Linked DNA regions of Homo sapiens: region 1 is linked to region 2. A link is an interaction called in ENCODE POLR2A ChIA-PET data of the cell type or tissue named here. Cell type or tissue: OCI-LY7. All regions are shown on one strand. Each heading gives the region's core, and the rest is flanking DNA. Links, peaks and the distances in the headings are about the cores only. Region 1 overlaps COMMD1 (copper metabolism domain containing 1). Region 2 has its middle 19 kb from the start of EHBP1.

The links. ChIA-PET counts read pairs that join two places held together with the same protein. Peaks named below come from ENCODE experiments on the same cell type or tissue, not always from the same donor. Only the 100,000 strongest peaks of a DNase experiment are listed, where the experiment ranks them.
Region 1: POLR2A ChIA-PET joins it to region 2 with 11 read pairs; 2 of 35 experiments call an interaction of 5 or more read pairs at or near these places.

What each region holds. Positions count from the first base shown.
Region 1 is chr2:61,974,154-61,982,153 of GRCh38, reverse strand. All of the region lies in intron 1 of COMMD1 (copper metabolism domain containing 1), which reads right to left. Among named protein-coding and RNA genes, the nearest start is that of COMMD1, 72 kb to the right of the region's middle. In OCI-LY7, for the core only: no CTCF peak of the experiment used is centred there; a DNase peak (open chromatin) is centred at 3,403.
Region 2 is chr2:62,681,427-62,692,222 of GRCh38, reverse strand. It overlaps a transcript of EHBP1 not described here. Among named protein-coding and RNA genes, the nearest start is that of EHBP1, 19 kb to the left of the region's middle. In OCI-LY7, for the core only: no CTCF peak of the experiment used is centred there; no DNase peak of the experiment used is centred there.

The sequences.
Region 1 (8,000 bases), core at 1-8,000, 710 kb after region 2:
AGGTAACACCAAAAAAAATGAAAAGATATTCCATGTTCATGGATTGGAAGAATCAATATTGTTGAAATGTCTATACTATGCAAAGCAATCTACAGATTCAATGCAATCCCTATCAAAATACCAATGACATTCTTCACAGAAACAGAAAAACAATCCTAAAATGTATAATGAACCATAAAAGACCCAGAATCGCCAAAGCTATCCTGAGCAAAAAGAACAAAACTGGTGGAATCACATTACCTGACTTCAAATTATACTACAGAGCTATAGTAACTGATATGGTTTGGCTGTGTCCCCATCCAAATCTCATCTTGAATTCCCATGGGTTGTGGGAGGGACCCAGTGGCAGGTAATTGAATCATGGGGGCAAGTCTTTCCCATGCTGTTCTCGTAATAGTGAATACATCTCATAAGATCTGATGGTTTTATAAAGGAGTTTCCCTGCACAAGCTCTCATTCTTCTCTTGTCTACCTTCATGTGAGATGTGCCTTTCACCTTCCGCCATGACTGTGAGGCCTCCCCAGCCACGTGGAACTGTAAGTTCATTAAAACCTCTTTCTCTTTCCAGTCTCGGGTATGTCTTTATCAGCAGTGTGAAAATGGACTAATACAGTAACCAAAACAACATGGTACTGGCATAAAAACAGACACACAGACCAGTGGAACAGAATAGAGAACCCAGAAACAAATCCATCCATGTACAGTGAACTCATTTTCGACAAAAGTGCCAAAACAGAGAAAAGACAGTCTCTTCAATAAGTGGTGCTAGGCAAACTGGATATCAACATGCAGAAGATCTGAAACTAGACCCCTATCTCTCGCCATGTACAAAAATCAAATCAAAATGGATGAGAGACTTAAATCTAGGACCTCAAACTATGAAACTACAAGAAAACATTGGGGAAACTCTTCAGGCCATTGGACTGGGCAAAGATTCCTTGAGTAAATACCCCACAAGTACAGGTAACCAAAGCAAAAGTGGACAAATGGGATCACATTAAGTTAAAAGGCTTCTGCACAGCAAAGGAAGCCATCAACAAAGGGAAGAGACAATCCACAGAATGGGAGAAAATATTTGTAAACTATCCATCTGACAAGAGATTAATAACCAGGATAAAAGGGGCTCAAACAACTCTACAGGACAAATCTAATAACCCAATTTTAAAATGGGCAAAAAAAGCTGAACAGACATTTCTCAAAAAAAGAAATAAAAAAGGCAAACATACATGAAAAGATGCTCAACATCATTGATCATCAAAGAAATGCAAATCAAAACTATAGTGAGACATCATCCTACCCCAGTTAAAATGACTTATATCCATAGGCGTGGGCAAGGACTTCATGTCCAAAACACCAAAAGCAATGGCAACAGAAGACAAAATTGACAAATGGGATCTAATTAAACTAAAGAGCTTCTGCACAGCAAAAGAAACTACCATCAGAGTGAACAGGCAACCTACAACATGGGAGAAAATTTTCGCAACCTACTCATCTGACAAAGGGCTAATATCCAGAATCTACAATGAACTCAAACAAATTTACAACAAAAAAACAAACAACCCCATCAAAAAGTGGGCGAAGGACATGAACAGACACTTCTCAAAAGAAGACATTTATGCAGCTAAAAAACACATGAAGAAATGCTCATCATCACTGGCCATCAGAGAAATGCAAATCAAAACCACTATGAGATATCATCTCACACCAGTTAGAATGGCAATCATTAAAAAGTCAGGAAACAACAGGTGCTGGAGAGGATGTGGAGAAATAGGAACACTTTTACACTGTTGGTGGGACTGTAAACTAGTTCAACCATTGTGGAAGTCAGTGTGGCGATTCCTCAGGGATCTAGAACTAGAAATACCATTTGACCCAGCCATCCCATTACTGGGTATATACCCAAATGAGTATAAATCATGCTGCTATAAAGACACATGCACACGTATGTTTATTGCGGCACTATTCACAATAGCAAAGACTTGGAACCAACCCAAATGTCCAACAATGATAGACTGGATTAAGAAAATGTGGCACATATACACCATGGAATACTATGCAGCCATAAAAAATGATGAGTTCATATCCTTTGTAGGGACATGGATGAAATTGGAAACCATCATTCTCAGTAAACTATCGCAAGAACAAAAAACCAAACACCGCATATTCTCACTCATAGGTGGGAATTGAACAATGAGATCACATGGACACAGGAAGGGGAATATCACACTCTGGGGACTGTGGTGGGGTCGGGGGAGGGGGGAGGGATAGCATTGGGAGATATACCTAATGCTAGATGACACATTAGTGGGTGCAGCGCACCAGCATGGCACATGTATACATATGTAACTAACCTGCACAATGTGCACATGTACCCTAAAACTTAGAGTATAATAAAAAAAAAAAAATGACTTATATCCAAAAGACAGGCAATAACAAATTCTGGTGAGGATACAGAGAAAAGGGAACCCTTGTACACTGTTGGTGGGAAGGTAAATTAGTACAACCACTATGGAAAACAGTTTGGAGTTCCTCAAAAAACTAAAAATAGGCCGGGCGCGGTGGCTCACATGGGAGTGCAGATATCTCTTCGATATCCTGATTTTGTTTCTTTTGGGAATATACCTAGCAGTGGGATTGCTGAATTATATGCTAGCTCTATTTTTAGTTTGTTTTTTTGAGATGGAGTCTTGCTCTGTTGCCCAGGCTAGAGTGCAGTGGCGTGATCTCGGCTCACTGCAATCTCTGCCTCCCAGGTTCAAGTGATTCTCCTGCCTCAGCCTCCTGAGTAGCTGGGGTTACAGGTACCTGCCACCATGCCTGGCTAATTTTTGTATTTTTAGTAGAGACGGGGTTTCACCATGTTGGACAGGCTGATCTCGAACCCCTGACCTCGTGATCCACCCGCCTCAGCCTCCCAAAGTGCTGGGATTACATTCTGGCCTATTCTCACTTACTTGTGGGAGCTAGAAATTAAAACAATTGAACTCAGGGAGAAAGAGGGTAGACAGATGGTTACCAGAGGCTGGGAAGGATAGTGGGAGGTGGGGGCAGTGGAAGTGGGGATCACTAATGGGTACAAAAATATAGAAAGAATAAATAAGACGTAGTACTTGATAGCATGACAGGGTGGCTATAGTCAGTAATAATTTAATTGTATATTTTACAGTAACTAAAAGAGTGTAATTGATTGTTTCTAACACAAAGGATAAATACTTGAGGTGATGGATATCCCATTTCCCCTGATATGATTATTAGACATTGAATGCCTATATCAAAATATCCATCCACATTTTAAAAAATTATAGCAGAAGTGATGCTATGCCAATTTTCTGGCTCAAGTCTTAGGAAACTGACAACTTCCCCTTTGTCTCTCTTAGAACCTAGGCACTGTGCTAAAAACAGCTTATGAAGAACCATGTCAAAAGAACTCTGTCCTTCACCCCTCAGTCTTGGCTGAGCTCCCAGTCAATAGCAAGCATTAAACTGCCAGTCAGATGAATGAGACATGTTAGAAGTAGATCCTTCAGCCCCTAGTCAAGCAAACACCTTAAGGAGAGGAACTTTTCCTCTTAGCACTGCCTACAGTTCAGATTCAAGAGCAAAATGACTGTTATTTTAAAATAAATAAATAGAATGAACCTCAAGATAATGATACCATTTTTTAGTAAATTGCTAATTAAGTAACTGAAATTGGGAGCTCAATATTTGAAGGAAAAAACCTTGATATTAATCAACCCCAAAGCCTGTCTTTTAGTCCCAAATAAGTCCCCTAAAATTTCACATTTGTACAACCATTAATTTATTCTTGCTGCTTGAAGAGTATTTAAAGTTGGCACTAAAAATAAACCACAGAAAGTCAGTTCCTGATACTCTTTGGTAGGTAAAACATAGCTTTTTCCACTAAGCTTTTAGTTTATTAGAGTAGTATTTCAAAACAAGGCTTGGTGATTACAACAAACAAACGTGGATAAATGGCATCTAGCAATAAATATACTTTCAAATAATGTCAACTTTATTTTTTTAGAGGTGGGGTTTCACTATGTTTCACAGGCTGGTCTCAAACTCCTGGCCTCAAGTGATCCTCCTGCGTCAGCCTCTCAAAGCTCTGGGACTATATGGAATGATCCACCATGCCTGGCTCAATGTCAACTTTTTTTTTTTTTTCAGACAGAATCTCCCTGTGTTGCCCAGACTGGAGTGCAGCAGCACTATCTCGGCTCACTGCAACCTCTGCCTCCCAGGTTCAAGCAACTCTTGAGCCTCAGCCTCCTTAGTAGCCGGGATTACAGGCACACACCACCACCCCCTGGGCTAATTTTTGTATTTTTAGTAGAGATGGGGTTTCACCACATGGGCCAGGCTGGTCTCAAACTGTGGGCCTCAAGTGATCGGCCTGTCTCGGCCTCCCAAAGTGCTGGGATTACAGGCATGAGCCACCACACTGGGCCCAATGTCAACTTTAATATCAGAGCAAAACAATTCTATATTTTTACCTAGTAGTAATACATCAATAATACAGATCTAATGGAAATACTTCTACAAAAAAGAAACCATAGAATACCTTTAGAAACAATTGGGTTCCAAATGCATTTTTAAAAATTAGCAGACTGGCCAGGCGCGGCAGCTCATGCCTGTAATCCCAGCACTTTGGGAGGCCGAGGCGGGCACATCACCTGAGGTTGGGAGTTCGAGACCAGCCTAACCAACATGAAGAAACCCCATCTATGCTAAAAATACAAAATTAGCCAGGTGCTGTGGCACATGCCTGTAATCCCAGCTACTCAGGAGGCTGAGGCAGGAGAATTGCTTGAACCCAGGAGGCGGAGGTTGCAGTGAGCCGAGATCGTGCCACTGCACTCCAGCCTGGGCAACAAGAGTGAAACTGTCTCAAAAAAAAAAAAAAAAAAAAAAGCAAACTTTATTTTTTACAGCAGTTTTAGATTCATAACAAAATTGAGCTTAAAACTACAGAGTTCCAGAAGACCCTCCCACACAAACAAAGCTTACCCCACCATTAATATCCCACATCATGGCCAGGCATGGTGGCTCATGCCTGTAATCCCAGCACTTTGGGAGGCCGAGGTGGGCAGATCACGAGGTCAGGAGTTCGAGACCAGCCTGGCCAACATGGTGAAACCCCATCTCTACAAATACAAAAAATTAGCTGGTGGTGGTACGCACCTGTAATCCCAGCTACTCCGGAGGCTGAGGCAGAAGAATTGCTTCAACCTAGGAGGCAGAGGTTCCAGTGAGCCGAGACCACACCACTGTACCCCAGCCTGGACAACAGAGTGAGACTCCGTCTCAAAAAAAAAAAAAAATCCCACATCACTGTGGTACATTTGTTACAATGCATGAACCAATAATGACATATCATTATCTACCAAAGTCTATAGTTTATATTATGGTTTACTACTAAAAATTCTGTGTTCCACCTCTTCATCTCTCCCTTTTTCTCCCACTGTAGTAGTACATAAATGTTACTTAGATTTAGTTGATTAATGATCCTGTTCACTTCAGCTATATCCTTGGTGATTTTTTGCCTGCTACATTTGTCCATTACTGATAGGAGTGCTGAAGACTTCAACTATAAATAGTGGATTCATCTATTTCTCCTTGCAGTTCTATCAGTTTTTTCCTCAGATATTTTGATGCTTATTGTTAAGAATATACACATTAAAGACATGTTTTTTTGGAGAACTGACCTCTTTATCATTGTGTAATACTCTTCTTTGATCCCTAATAACTTTTCTTGCTCTGAAGTCTGTTCAGTCTGAAATTAATGTAGCTACTCCCACTTTCACTTGGTTAGTGTCAGCATGGTGTATCTTTATCTTTTTTATATTTATGTTCTTTGTATTTAAAATGGGTTTTTTATAGACAACATATAGTTAGTTGGGTATTTGTCTTTTGATTCACTCTGACAGTATGTATTTTTTTCTTTTTTTTTTTTTAGTTACTCTATTAACTGACTGATTTTCCTTTTTTTTAAAGCTACCCTAGTATGCATTTTAACTGGTATAAAACATATGAGACGCAAAAACCGATAGAACTGCAAAGTAAAATTGACAAATCCACTTTTATAGTTGGAGAATTCAATACCCTTCTATCAGTAACTGACAGATCCAGTAGGCAGAACACAGCTGAAATGAACACCACTACTAATCACCTGGATCTAATTCATATTTACAAAATACTTCATCCAACAGTAGCAGAAGATGCATTCTTCTCAAACTCACATGGAACAACGACCAAGACAGACCACATTCTGGGCCATAAAACACAACTTAACAATTGTAAAAGAATAGAAATTATACGAAGTATGCTCTTAGACCTCAATGAAATTAAACTAGAAATCAAAAACAGAAAGATGGCTGAAAAACCCCACAATACTTGGAGATTAAACAACACATTTTAAAATAATATAAAGGTCAAAGAAGAAGTCTAGAGAAATTTTTAAATATTTTAGTGAAATAATTTAAATGTTTTAATGAAATATTTTAATGAAAATACAACCTAAATTGTAAAATGCATCAAAAGCAGTGCTTATAAAGAAATTTACAGAAAGATCATATAAAAAAATCATATAATTCTATCAATAGATGCAGAAAAAGCAACACCAAATGTTGACAAAAATGTGGAACAACTGGAACTCTCATCCACTGCTGGTGGGAGTGGAAAATGGAATAGCCACTTTGGATAAAACTTTGGCAGTTTCTTAAGAAACTAAACATACTCTTGCCATATGCATAAAATCCAGCAATCACTCTCCTTGATACCTCCCCAAATGAATTGAAAAATTACATCCACACAAAAACACGTATGTGGTTTTTTATAGCAGTTTTATTCATAATTGCCAAAAGTTAGAAGCAACCAAAATGTCCTTCAGTAGGTGAACAGATAAATAAAACCGGAGTATATCTAGACAAAGAAATATTATTTAGTACTAAAAAGAAATGAGCTTATCTAAGAGTTCCCAAAGAGGAAAATTAGAGTCAAATAATTAAAATACAAAAAAAAAAAAAAAAAAAAAAGAAAGAAATGAGCTATCGAGCCATGAAAGGCCAGGAAAGAATCTTAAATACATATAATTCAGTGAAAGAAGCCATTCTAAAAAGGCTATATATTGTATGATTCCACCTAGATGACAATCTAAAAAAGGTAAAACTGTGAAGACGGTAAAGAGATCAGTGATTGCCAGGGGTTCAGGAAGGAGGAGGGAGAGAAAGATAAATAGCTGAAGCAGAGTGAACGCTAATGTAAACAATGGACTTTAATTAATAATAACATCAATATTGGGTCATCAATTGCAATTAATCTACCACATCAATGCAAGATATTAATAGGGGAAACTGCAAGGGGGAGGAAGGTGAGAGGGTTTATGGGAGCTCTCTGTATTTTCCCTTCAGTTTTTTCTATAAACCTAAAATTGCTCTAAAAAATATCCTATTTAAAACAAACTTTTTTTTTTTTTTTTTTTTGAGATGGAGTCTCGCTCTGTCGCCCAGGCTGGAGTGCAGTGGCACGATCTCAGCTTGCTGCAACCTCTGCCTCCCAGGTTCAAGCAATTCTCTGCCTCAGCCTCCTGAGTAGCTGGGATTACAGGCGCCTGCCACCATGCCCAGCTAATTTTTGTATTTTTAGTAGAGATGGGGTTTCACCATCTTTGCCTAGGCTGGTCTTGAACTCCTGACCTAGTGATCCACCTGCCTCAGCCTCCAAAAGTGCTGGGATTACAGGCGTGAGCCACCGAGCCCGGCCAAAAAAAATATTAATAGATAAAACATGCATGAATTTCATAGATACAATGCTAAATGAAAATAGATACAGATTATTTACTGTATAATTCCATCATATAAACTTCTTTTTTCTTAGACAGTCTCACTCTGTTGCCCAGGCTGGAGTGCAGCAGCTCAGTGCAACCTCTGTCTCCCAGGTTCAAGCGATTCTCGTGCCTTGGACTCCTGAGTAGCTGGGATTACAAAGGCATGCCACCACA
Region 2 (10,796 bases), core at 1,162-9,161:
TAAAAATGAATGAAGCATTGATTCACGCTATAACATGGATGAACCTTGAAAACTATGTTAAGTGAAAGAAGCCAGTTGCAAAAGACACATATTGTATGATTACTTTTATATGAAATGTCCGTAAAAGACAAATCCACAGAGACAGAAAGTTCAGGCACATGAAGGAGTTACTGCTAATAAATATTGGCTTCTTTTTGAAGCGATAAAAATGACCTAAAATTACATAGTGATGATGGTTGCACAACTCTGAACATACTAAAAACCACTAAATTGTACACTATTACTAGGAGATACTGTATTTGATTTATATCTCAATAAAGCCATTAAGAAAAATAAAACGATATAGAAAGAAACCACTGCAGCCACATTTTACTAAAAGTCACAAGAAAACTGAATATGCTAGAGCTCAGCAAAATATAATATTCTAATACAGAAATTTAAAATATGAATGTTCCCTACTCTTAAAGTTTTGAGATGTGGGTTCTAGTTTTTCCTGGCCTCCAACCTGCAGCCTGGGACAAGTCACTTAGGTTTAACACCATTCTGTTCATTTATCAGTAAAATTAAGGTAGTGGATTAGAGGATTTTCAGTTGAGGGGAAAATTTAGGAGGTCTGGAGGAGTTCAGAAGCAAATATTGTTAGTTGCCTGTCAATACCCATTCTCCTTTTTTCTTCTCTAGAAATAAAAACCCCAATTTCTAAGTGAGCCATTTTCACTCAGCTAATGACCTGCCAGCCTCCTTTACAACCAGATATGGCTATGTGCCTAAGTTTGGCTAAGTCTTGTGTATAACTTCTAGAAAGTCTCCTCCAAGGGAGGGAGTGTGCCTTTCCTTTCTGTTGACGGGATACAGATGGGTTGGCTAGAGCTTTAGCGACTATCTTGGACCATGAGGATAAGGGATGGCAAAGTATCAAGCTGGAAGAAGCCTGGGTCTCTCACAAATTTGTAGAGGCACTACATTTGCCCTGAACTGCCTATCACCAGACTTCTTTCATATGAGACAGAAGTAATCATATAAGACAAAGTTATTTTGGTGGGATTTTTTTCTGTCACATATAAAGATATTTAATTCTAACTAACACAGTCAGCTTATGAAGGATAAAAAGAAAGGGGCATTTTTAATTGGCTTGGAGGCAAGTTCACTCTTTCAAAAAATTAAAGCCCTCTTTCTAGATGGAACAACTTTCTAAGTTAACCTGAGGGCACGCAAGGGCTCTTGATTTGATCTTCCAAAAGATTGCCAATAATAGCAAACATCTAGAACTGTACAAATGCATTTGTCATCACAGCACCTGTCTCCTCTCCCTGGCATTTTCATATCAGCTAAGATCAGTGACAAAATTCTAAACACTGCAGGTTTCAAATTTGATTGGTGTATGGGGAGAGGGCAAAATCCTTCCTTTGAAATAGGTGTCCAGTGGGATTCTTATTTCTTTTTCATTCTGTCTCAGTTTCCTGACCTTGACTAAATCCATATGGTTAGTTAAGTGTTTCTTGAGGGGCGCAAAGGACTTTGTCTCCCTGGTAGGAGACAAAGTTTAAAAACCATCCATTCTTGGTTATGAGAGCCTTATGTGGCTTTGTAAGTGGTATTTGTTCACAGTCTTACTCAATCTTGTATAACAATTTTTTTTATTTAATTAATTTATTTATTTGAGATGGAGTCTTGCTCTGTCGCCCAGGCTGGAGTGCAGTGGCATGATCTCGGCTCACTGCAACCTCCACCTCCTGGGTTCAAGCAATTCTCCCTGTCTCAGCCTCCCAAGTAGCTGGGATTCCAGGTGCCCACCACCACACCCAGCTAATTTTTGTATTTTTAGTAGAGACAGGGTTTCACCATCTTGGCCAGGTCCATCTTGAACTCCTGACCTCATGATCCACCTCCCTCGGCCTCTCAAAGTGCAGGGATTACAAGCGTGAGCCACCGTGCCCAGCCACAACAATTATTTTTTTCACTTCAAAACCCCTATTTTTAAAGACACATATACTCCATCATCCCCAGTTGGGCTTTTTCTGCTACCCCCAAGGAGGCACCCAGAGGCTTTGTCTGCTAAGTGCTATGCTGCAGGTGACTGTTAACTAGACTGCTTTCACAGCCTCCCAGATTATTGAAAGATGGCCCAGTCCTTCTACTCTTCAGCAGGTCTGCCTGAAACTTCAACTATTATAGACAATACCAAATGTGATTAAAAAGTGGACTTAGCACAGTTCTCTTATGAACCAAGAAACTTTAAAAACATTCATGCAGATTCTGTCATAAGAAGAAATATGAAAGACTAACAAAGCCTGATAACTCTTTTTCACTTCCTAAAGTTATAAACACTACTGCTTTTTAGTAGTAACTATTAATGCTTTCTGTGTATACTTTATCATTCATCCATTAAGGACTAAAACGTCACTTTAAACACAAGAACAAATAAACATGCAATCAAATGGTTTCATCAGGAAAAAGTCAGAATTTGATAATAATGTAATCATAATATAGCCATAAGATTTGGATTCTTGTTAATGAAAATAGACACAATTTTTAAAATTATTATTATTATTATTTTGAGACAGAGTCTTGCTCTGTTGCCTAGGCTAGAGTGCAGTGGCACAATCTCGGTTATCTCCGAGACCTCGGTTACCTCTCGGCAACCTCCACCTCCTGGGTTCAAGCAATTCTCCTGCCTCAGCCTCCCGGGTAGCTGGAATTACAGGTGTGTGCCACCAATGCCCGGCTAATTTTTGTAATTTTAGTAGAGACAGGGTTTCACTGTGTTGCCCAGGCAGGTCTTGAACTCCTGGCCTCAAGCGATCTGCCCACTTCGGCCTCCCAAAGTGCTGGAATTACAGGCGTGAGCCACCACACCAAGCCTAAAAAATTATTTCAGTAATAGCTATTTTTGTTTCATGAAGATATATCATAATAGATTCTGAACCAGCCTCCTTTTATTTCTGTCATATTTGATTTTTTCTCTATTTAGGTTATACATACTGATATTTCTTGTTTCCACAGCTCACTGAGGAGGCACTGAAGTTTCTGTGTTTCAATCAGACCAACTGACTTGAGTTATTGCATTTAAAGGCACTTTGATAAAAATAACTATAGGCTTTGAAAGTTCTTTCTAATTTTTAAAATATTTGTGCTGGCTTAGTGACTATTAAAAAATAACAGGCTTCAAATGATTCAAACATATGCATGCAATTCTGGGACTCCTGAGTAATGGGATGCACACATTCTTACTTGGGGTTTTATTAAAATGACCTTCTCAGTATGCATACCAGGACCCTTCATGAAGCAAAGCCAGAAGAGTCATTCCAAAACTTGCATGTAGTCCTGCATCACTCCTCGACCAAAAAGGGGGATTAATGTACAATTTCCAGTTTGTGAAGAAGATGAAAAAAATGATCTCATTTTGATTTGCCCATTTCAGAAGTGTTTGGTTTCTTATGCTTTTTCTGTGATTAGCCTGGGTAGGAGGAAAGGCAAAGTGATGAATGAAAGTTAAACATTGCCTGTTCTCATCTGTGGAAGCTAAAAAAAAAAAGTTGATCTCATAGAAGTGAAAAGTAGAACAGAAGATACTAGAGGCTGGGAAGCATAAGAGAAAGAGGGGAATAGGGGGAGATTTATTAAAGGATACAACATTACAACTAAATAGAAGGAATAAGTTTTAGTGTTCTATAACACTGCAGGATGACTGCATTTAATAATAACATGTAGTTTTAAATAGAAGGAGGATATTGAATGTTCCCAATACAAAGCAATGATAAATGTTTGAGATAATAGTGAATTACCCTGATCTGATCACTATATGTTATACATATACAAAACATCACTATGTACCCCATAAAGATGTATAATTATGTGTCAATGAAAAAAATTTTTAATAAAATAAAATAAATGTCCAACACATAGAAGATACTCAGTAAATACTGATTCCCTCCCTTTCTGTTGCTTCTGAGGGGAGCGTAGAGTATATAACATTGCTGATTAAATTTACAAACTGTAAGGAAGGAGATGGCATTACTCTCTCATGCTATTGGAAATATCCAATTTTTACATCCAATATTAAATTACTTTATTCAGTAATTCTCTCTCAAACCAAAAATCAGAGCCCAAGAGAGATAATTCATTTTTAAAAATATACTACTGGATATATCACTTTGCTGCTTTTGTGAAAGTTAAGTTCCAGTGAGAAAGAAAGCTGAGGAATAATTTCCAGAGTCTACTTGTCTATGAAAGTCCCTCTCTTCTTTCAAAAGTAGGCACATCTGATAGTTAATGTACTTATCCAGTATGGTAAAGAAGCCACCTATCAGCTCATTTCACTTGAAAACTTTGACAGTAACTACTTTGGGACTGACTCACTCTTACTATCTTTCTTTCAATCTATTCAACCTCATACTTTATAAGGACACACTAACTCTTGTCTCCTTGATCTTTTCATAGCGGGTCTGTGCAGATTCTGGAGTCTTTAGCAGTATCTTTAAAGGAATATCTTTTTTCTTTGTATTGGAACCCTTACAAACCATTTCATAGAACATAGCTGGACTCTCGTACTTAGATTGGCACATCAATCCACAAAAAAAATTGGGAGAGTTCACTGAGAAATTGATATGTCAAATCACAATGCATTTGTATTGAACCTAGATAGAAATACCTAGAAAATTAGGCAAATAATAAGTGGCTACTTGGAATTCCTAAACAGTTTATACTTCTACACAGATGGGAAACCCATCTATTACGACCCACCTATAGATTATCTGGGAACTTCAGACTTCTGCTAGTACAACTGGGATTTTCCTACATCTCTTTTGTACTACTAGAAGACTTCACATAGGTGAACAAGGGAGATGAGCTCAAGGCAAAACAGTTTCTGAACTTTATTATTTCCAATATTCAAAACGAAGGTTTTCTACCTCCTTCCATCAATAGGAAAAATGCCTTTGGGTTTGAAGAAGAAAGACAGTATTTAAATAAAAAGTTTACTTTCATCTTATAAATTAAAGGGGAAATGATCATAGAAAGACAGTGTTTAGAACTGGCAGGGATCTTAGAGAATATTTAATTCAATCCTCCTGTTTAAGAATAAAGAAAAAGAGACCTGGAGAGGATTTATGTCTGCTTCAAGTCAAAACAGCTGAAGACAGGAGGTAGCATTAAGTGGTGGAAAGAGCGTAGACTTTGGGTTGGCAGTGTGGATTTGAATACAGCTCTTTTAGTTACCAGTTGAATGGTTTCTTTATATATAAAGTGGGGATAATAGGGCTTGTCTTTAGAGTTGTTATGAGGAGTAAATGATGTAACTTATGTAAAGTACCTAGAACACTTGTTGGTACATAGTAAGTGCTTGACAAATATTTATGTCTTTAAAGGAACCCAAACCAGGGTCTTTTGACAACTTTTGTACACTGCACTGCACTGTTAATACAGCTGGCCGAAAGGATTCAAACATGTGTTTAAAATAAGAGATTCCAAATGAAATAAATGGTGTGCAATATTAAATAATGTTTTTAAAACATTCGCTTACCATTAATGCAAGCGATACCCAGTCCTTTTCAGATGAAATAAAATGTTCCACTTTTCTCAGTGGTTTTAGCTGTTTCCAGATACACACAGCTCAGTACAAAGAGATGACACAAGGGACTTTTTATCTGCATTGCAGAGAGCAATACGGTGATAATTTGCATTGGAACTTGCCGTTAGCTCCATATGGCATGTATTCATCATTTAGTGGGTTCAGTGCCCTATCTTTAGAGCTTCAGCGATCAGGATAGAAATTGCCCACTTATTTATGCTTGGCTGGACTGAAAATATAGGGAGAGGAAGAAGTGCAGGGAAACACCACTCTCTGCAAGACTTGGCCCTGGAATTAGGAGTAAAGCATTAACACTAACTTGTCGAGCAATAGCTGCTTCTGTCCTAAAGAGTAGACAAAATGCAGATGATATGCAGTATATTATTTATGGGTTGCAATCATGCATGTTATTCTTGTCTGCCCCACAAAGGACCTGTGGTTTAATGTAGAGCTGTCTTCCTTTTGTTCAGCACAAAGCCTCACTCACACTGGGCAAGTGGGCATTTCCAATGGCATGTCATCACTTGGTTTGTATGAGCAACAGGAGAAGTTGCTCTCAAAAGTCAAACTAGGAATTAACCCACTCCCTTCCCATACATCTCCCTCAGAAAAGAGAAATGGAGAGAATACTATTTTTTTTGTCCTTATTGAAAGTAAAGTGACAAATGGTTTTCTCTCCCATTGGAAAGTTAAAGAATCAGTCCCTTTTATACAAAAAGAATTTTGATTTTTCTTCAATTTGTTGCTCTAAAAGATTATATAAATCATTCAAGCTGAAGATTCTGGTTTTATATCCATTAGTAATCAGGATGATGATCTCAGTGATGAGAAGAAGGGAATTCTGAAACCTACCCCCTCCTCCCCAACCCCCAATCACTGTAATAAGCATATATTTAGCTCTAGCATTCTAACACTGGAGCAAAAGGTGCTGCCGCTTATAAGCTCTGGACTATGAACAGATATTATGGACTGATGTGGGTTGAATTGTGCTCCACCCATCAAATTCATATATCAAAGTCCTAATCCCTAGTACCTCAGAGTATGACTTTATTTGAAAATAGGGTTGTTGCAGATGTAATTTGTTAAGATGAGGTCGGCAGGTGGACCCTAGTCCAATATGACTGACGTCCTTATCAAAAGGGGACACTGGGACACAGACAACCACAGAGAGAGAACACCATGTGAAGATGAAGGCACAGACTTGGGTGTTGTTTCTATCAGCCATCAAACCAACAGAAGCTGGGGGAGGGGCATGAAACAGACTCTCCCTCATAACCCTCAGAAGGAACCAACAATGCTGACACCTCCATCTCAGACTTCTTTTTTTCTATTTTTATTATATATTGACAAATTATAGTTGTATATATTTATGGGGTACAAAGTGATGTTACAATTTATAAATACAATGTGGAATGATTAAATCAAGCTACTTAATATATCCATTACCTCAAATATTTATCTTTTTTGTGATGACAGAACATTTGAAATTTATTCTCTTAGTGATATTATAATGTACTGTACTCAATTATTAGCTATATTTGGGAGACTGTCCAATATACCTTGTAAAAAATCAAACTTATTCCTTCTATCTAACAGTTCTTTACCCTTTGACTCTCATCTCCCCATTCCCCCTAGCACCCCCAGCCTCTGGTAACCACTGTTCTGCTCTCTGCTTCTGTGAGTTCAACTGTGTTGGATTCCACATATAAGTGAGTCCATCTCAGACTTCTAACCTCCAGAGCTGTGAGACAACAAATTTCACTGTGTAAGTCACCCAGTTTTTGGTACTTTGTTATGGCTGCCCTTGCAAACTAATACATAAACGTTCTCTCTTTCTTTTCCTCTCTCCCTCCCTCCCTGTCTCCCTCCTTCCCTTCCTTTCTTCCTTCTTTTTCTGGTGGACTTCATAGAAAAGGAGCTGGAAGATAGGAACATAATTTTCCTTCTAAGCCATTGATGGGCTTTAATATTTTTTAGCATGAAAAAATACAAATGCTTGTTTTAAAGCACATCCACACCTTATTTTGACAAATGCTGGTAATAATGGGCAAAAGGGGTTGCCCCAAGGAACACACACGCCAGTGCCCGCTTCATGTGCTTAAAATCAAATCCATGGCTCCTAAAACTCAATGGCTCATTTCAGGCCTTTAAAGAAACCTAATTTTACCCTTGTTTTTCCCACTTTGGCTTTTTCCCTTCCTTGAAGAACCGACTTTTCAACTTGCTGAAAAGCTTTACTTTGCCCAGACCTATTCACTCATCTCCAAAATGGAGCAGAAGCAGTGTTCTAGTATCTCTCCTTCTTTCCCAAGGAGTAATTTTACCTCCCCCACTCTACCCCCATCCCTCCACTCAGAAAGGAGTCTACCTCTCTTTGATACTTATTGTCGCATCTCTTTTCTCCCCATTGCTATGTGAAGGATGTATTTCCAGGACCATTGCTTGGCGTTATATTTGCTGTTCTAAGGGCTTCTTTCTCAATGATACAGCACCAAGGTCACTGGCACTTGCATATGAACATCTGTGCACACCCATATACTCTCACAGAGTTGTCCTTTGTTTCCTAAGATGACAATACTATAATATAATAAACTCCAACGTGTGTGCACTTACACTTGATCAGGCCACTCTGAGAACATGGGATCTTCTTTTGCCAAGTGTGCCTGACACCTCTTCTTGGACTAAAGACTATCCAGACCCCAGAATTGCTTGATATTCTTAGAGCTGCTGCATCCTCATCCATGGTGGGTGAGCCTGAAGCTTCGGTTCATAAAACAGCAAACTCTGGTCCTGCAGCTGCCTGGGTCTGTGGGCTCTAGCAGTTCCACAGCCATCCATGGTGTCACCACATTTCTTGAGCTGTTCTAGGCAAGTAGACATCTGTGGTTTTGCCCACCTGACATTAATTCCCCCTTCTTTCCTAGTTTTTCCACTTTCTGTGTAGTTTAGGTGCTGACCTTACTTACTCATCTTTTTTTTTTTTTTTTTTTTTTTTGAGATGGAGTCTCGCTCTTTCGCCCAGGCTGGAGTGCAGTGGCGCGATCTCAGCTCACTGCAACCTCCGTCTCCCGGATTCACACCATTCTCCTGCCCCAGCCTCCCAAGTAGCTGAGACTACAGGCGCCCGCCACCATGCCCAGCTAATTTTTTGTATTTTCAGTACAGGTGGGGTTTCACCGTGTTAGCCAGGATGGTCTCGATCTCCTGACCTCGTGATCCACCCACCTCGGCCTCCCAAAGTGCGGGGATTACAGGCGGAGACACCGCGCCTGGCCTGCTTACTCATCTTTAGGTCTCTACCATTAGTGAAAGAAAGGGCACATGACCCAAGCCAAGACAATGAAATTCAACTTAGGAACTTGTGATAAAATTGCTGGGCAAGAGTATTGTCTCTGTTTGACTTGAAATTGGGAGAATGTAAACCTGGAGCTTCTGGGGGATGCCAGGCAGAGGAAATCTGAGAACGAAGCCAAGCTGAGAGATACAGAGATCAAGGTGGGATAGGAGGGGGTGGGACCGTTGTTCTGACAGTAGCTGCCTCCTTGGAGCCAGCTAAGCCTAAAATTTTCAGTATATAAGCCAATAAATTCCCTTTGCTTAGGCCATTTTGAGATAAATTTTCTGCTGCTTGCAACTGAAAGCATCCTAATATAGCCATTTTTTTCTTCTGGCCTTTCTTTCTGTCTTCTACCTCTTGCTTAACGTATAATAGTTATTTTAATTTGTGTGTATTAAATTTACATGTTTAGCCATTTCATAACTGTGTTGGGATGAACTTCACTTCAATGTCAGTGAGTGGAGGGTGCAGTGGGCTTACTGTTACTAATCTTATTCTTTGACTTGGAGAATTTACAGTTGGTTGATAATGAAAATATTCTCCAAAATCCAGCAATGTTTTGTCCTAGAGTCAGGCAGTATAGCTTCTCAGAAGGTCAGAAATCATCAGAACTTGTTATAGGCTTATGACCTCGTTAAGAGCTCAATATTGTGCTGGTACCATCTGTCTGTCAGGTTCTTAAATGTCAACATGATCCTGGTTTATTTCTAGACTTTGTCAATCAGTTTATCACATGCTATCTGCAAAATAGAACCCAATGATATCCTCATTCCAGGCTGAGTATAGGATTTTCTTGGTGCAAGCTAGTATGCAACTTTGGTTGTGTAGCTGCTATAAAAACTGTTCACAGATGGTTATAAAGAACAAAAAGGACAATAAATTGGAAAATATGACTATTAATCCAAAGGTACTAGAAAAGCTCCTTCCTAGCACTTTCCAAGCAAGAGAAAAGAAGACAATGACAACGATCACCACTTAAATCGTAGCTATTCCCACTGACAATGAAGGACACACAGACAGACCCCCGATTTATAAGATCCCTTATTTATCACTTTTTATAACACACCCTAGTAAACAATTAAATATCTTTTATTTGATATCTTAAATTGGAAAGTCCTCTGCTGTCATAGAGTTTGATTTCCCTGACAATGTAGGCATGTCCTCCACATCCTTCCTAAATGGCTATCCAGCCTCCTTCTGAATGTCAAAATGTCTCCAGGGATTGAGGTCTCTGTCCATTGAAGGCAAACTCATTTTTACAGAAAGTATTCCCTTGTGCTGAGCCACAGCCTCTCTCCTCTAACTTTAGAGCACCAGAAGTTTACTTAGGGGAACTTAGAGATCATTCAATCCAATAACTTCATTTTGTGCCCAGTGATGTGCCTTCCAGAACAGAGTATCTATCTAATCATTTCCTCTGTAATGGCTCTTTCCAATATTTTATGACAGCATTTGTGTTCTTTCCATCACACTTTTTCTCTGGGATAAATACACTCAGGTGCTTCACTCCTTCCTTACCCTGGCCCAAGTTCCCTAACTTCTGGACTTCTAATTCCCCCTTATGATATGATACAGTCTCCCATGATATCCCACTAGTATTCATGCAGAAGCTACATTATTTCCTTCCAGGTGCAAAACTAAAAAACAGGGGGGAAAACATTTTTCAGTATTTTATACCCATAATAGTTTTAGCCTCCTGAACAAAACAGGGTTGGCTATAAATGGCCTGTCAATGTTTCTGGCAAAGCCAGATTTTCTGCAAATAAATTTGTCAGGCTTCAGATCATCAAGCCTCTCAATAGTATGGAATTGTGCTATTGCAAGCCTCTTTAGCAGTTTAACTTAGACCACTGCTTAGTCATTTCAGTCATGCTATCTTACATGTATTCA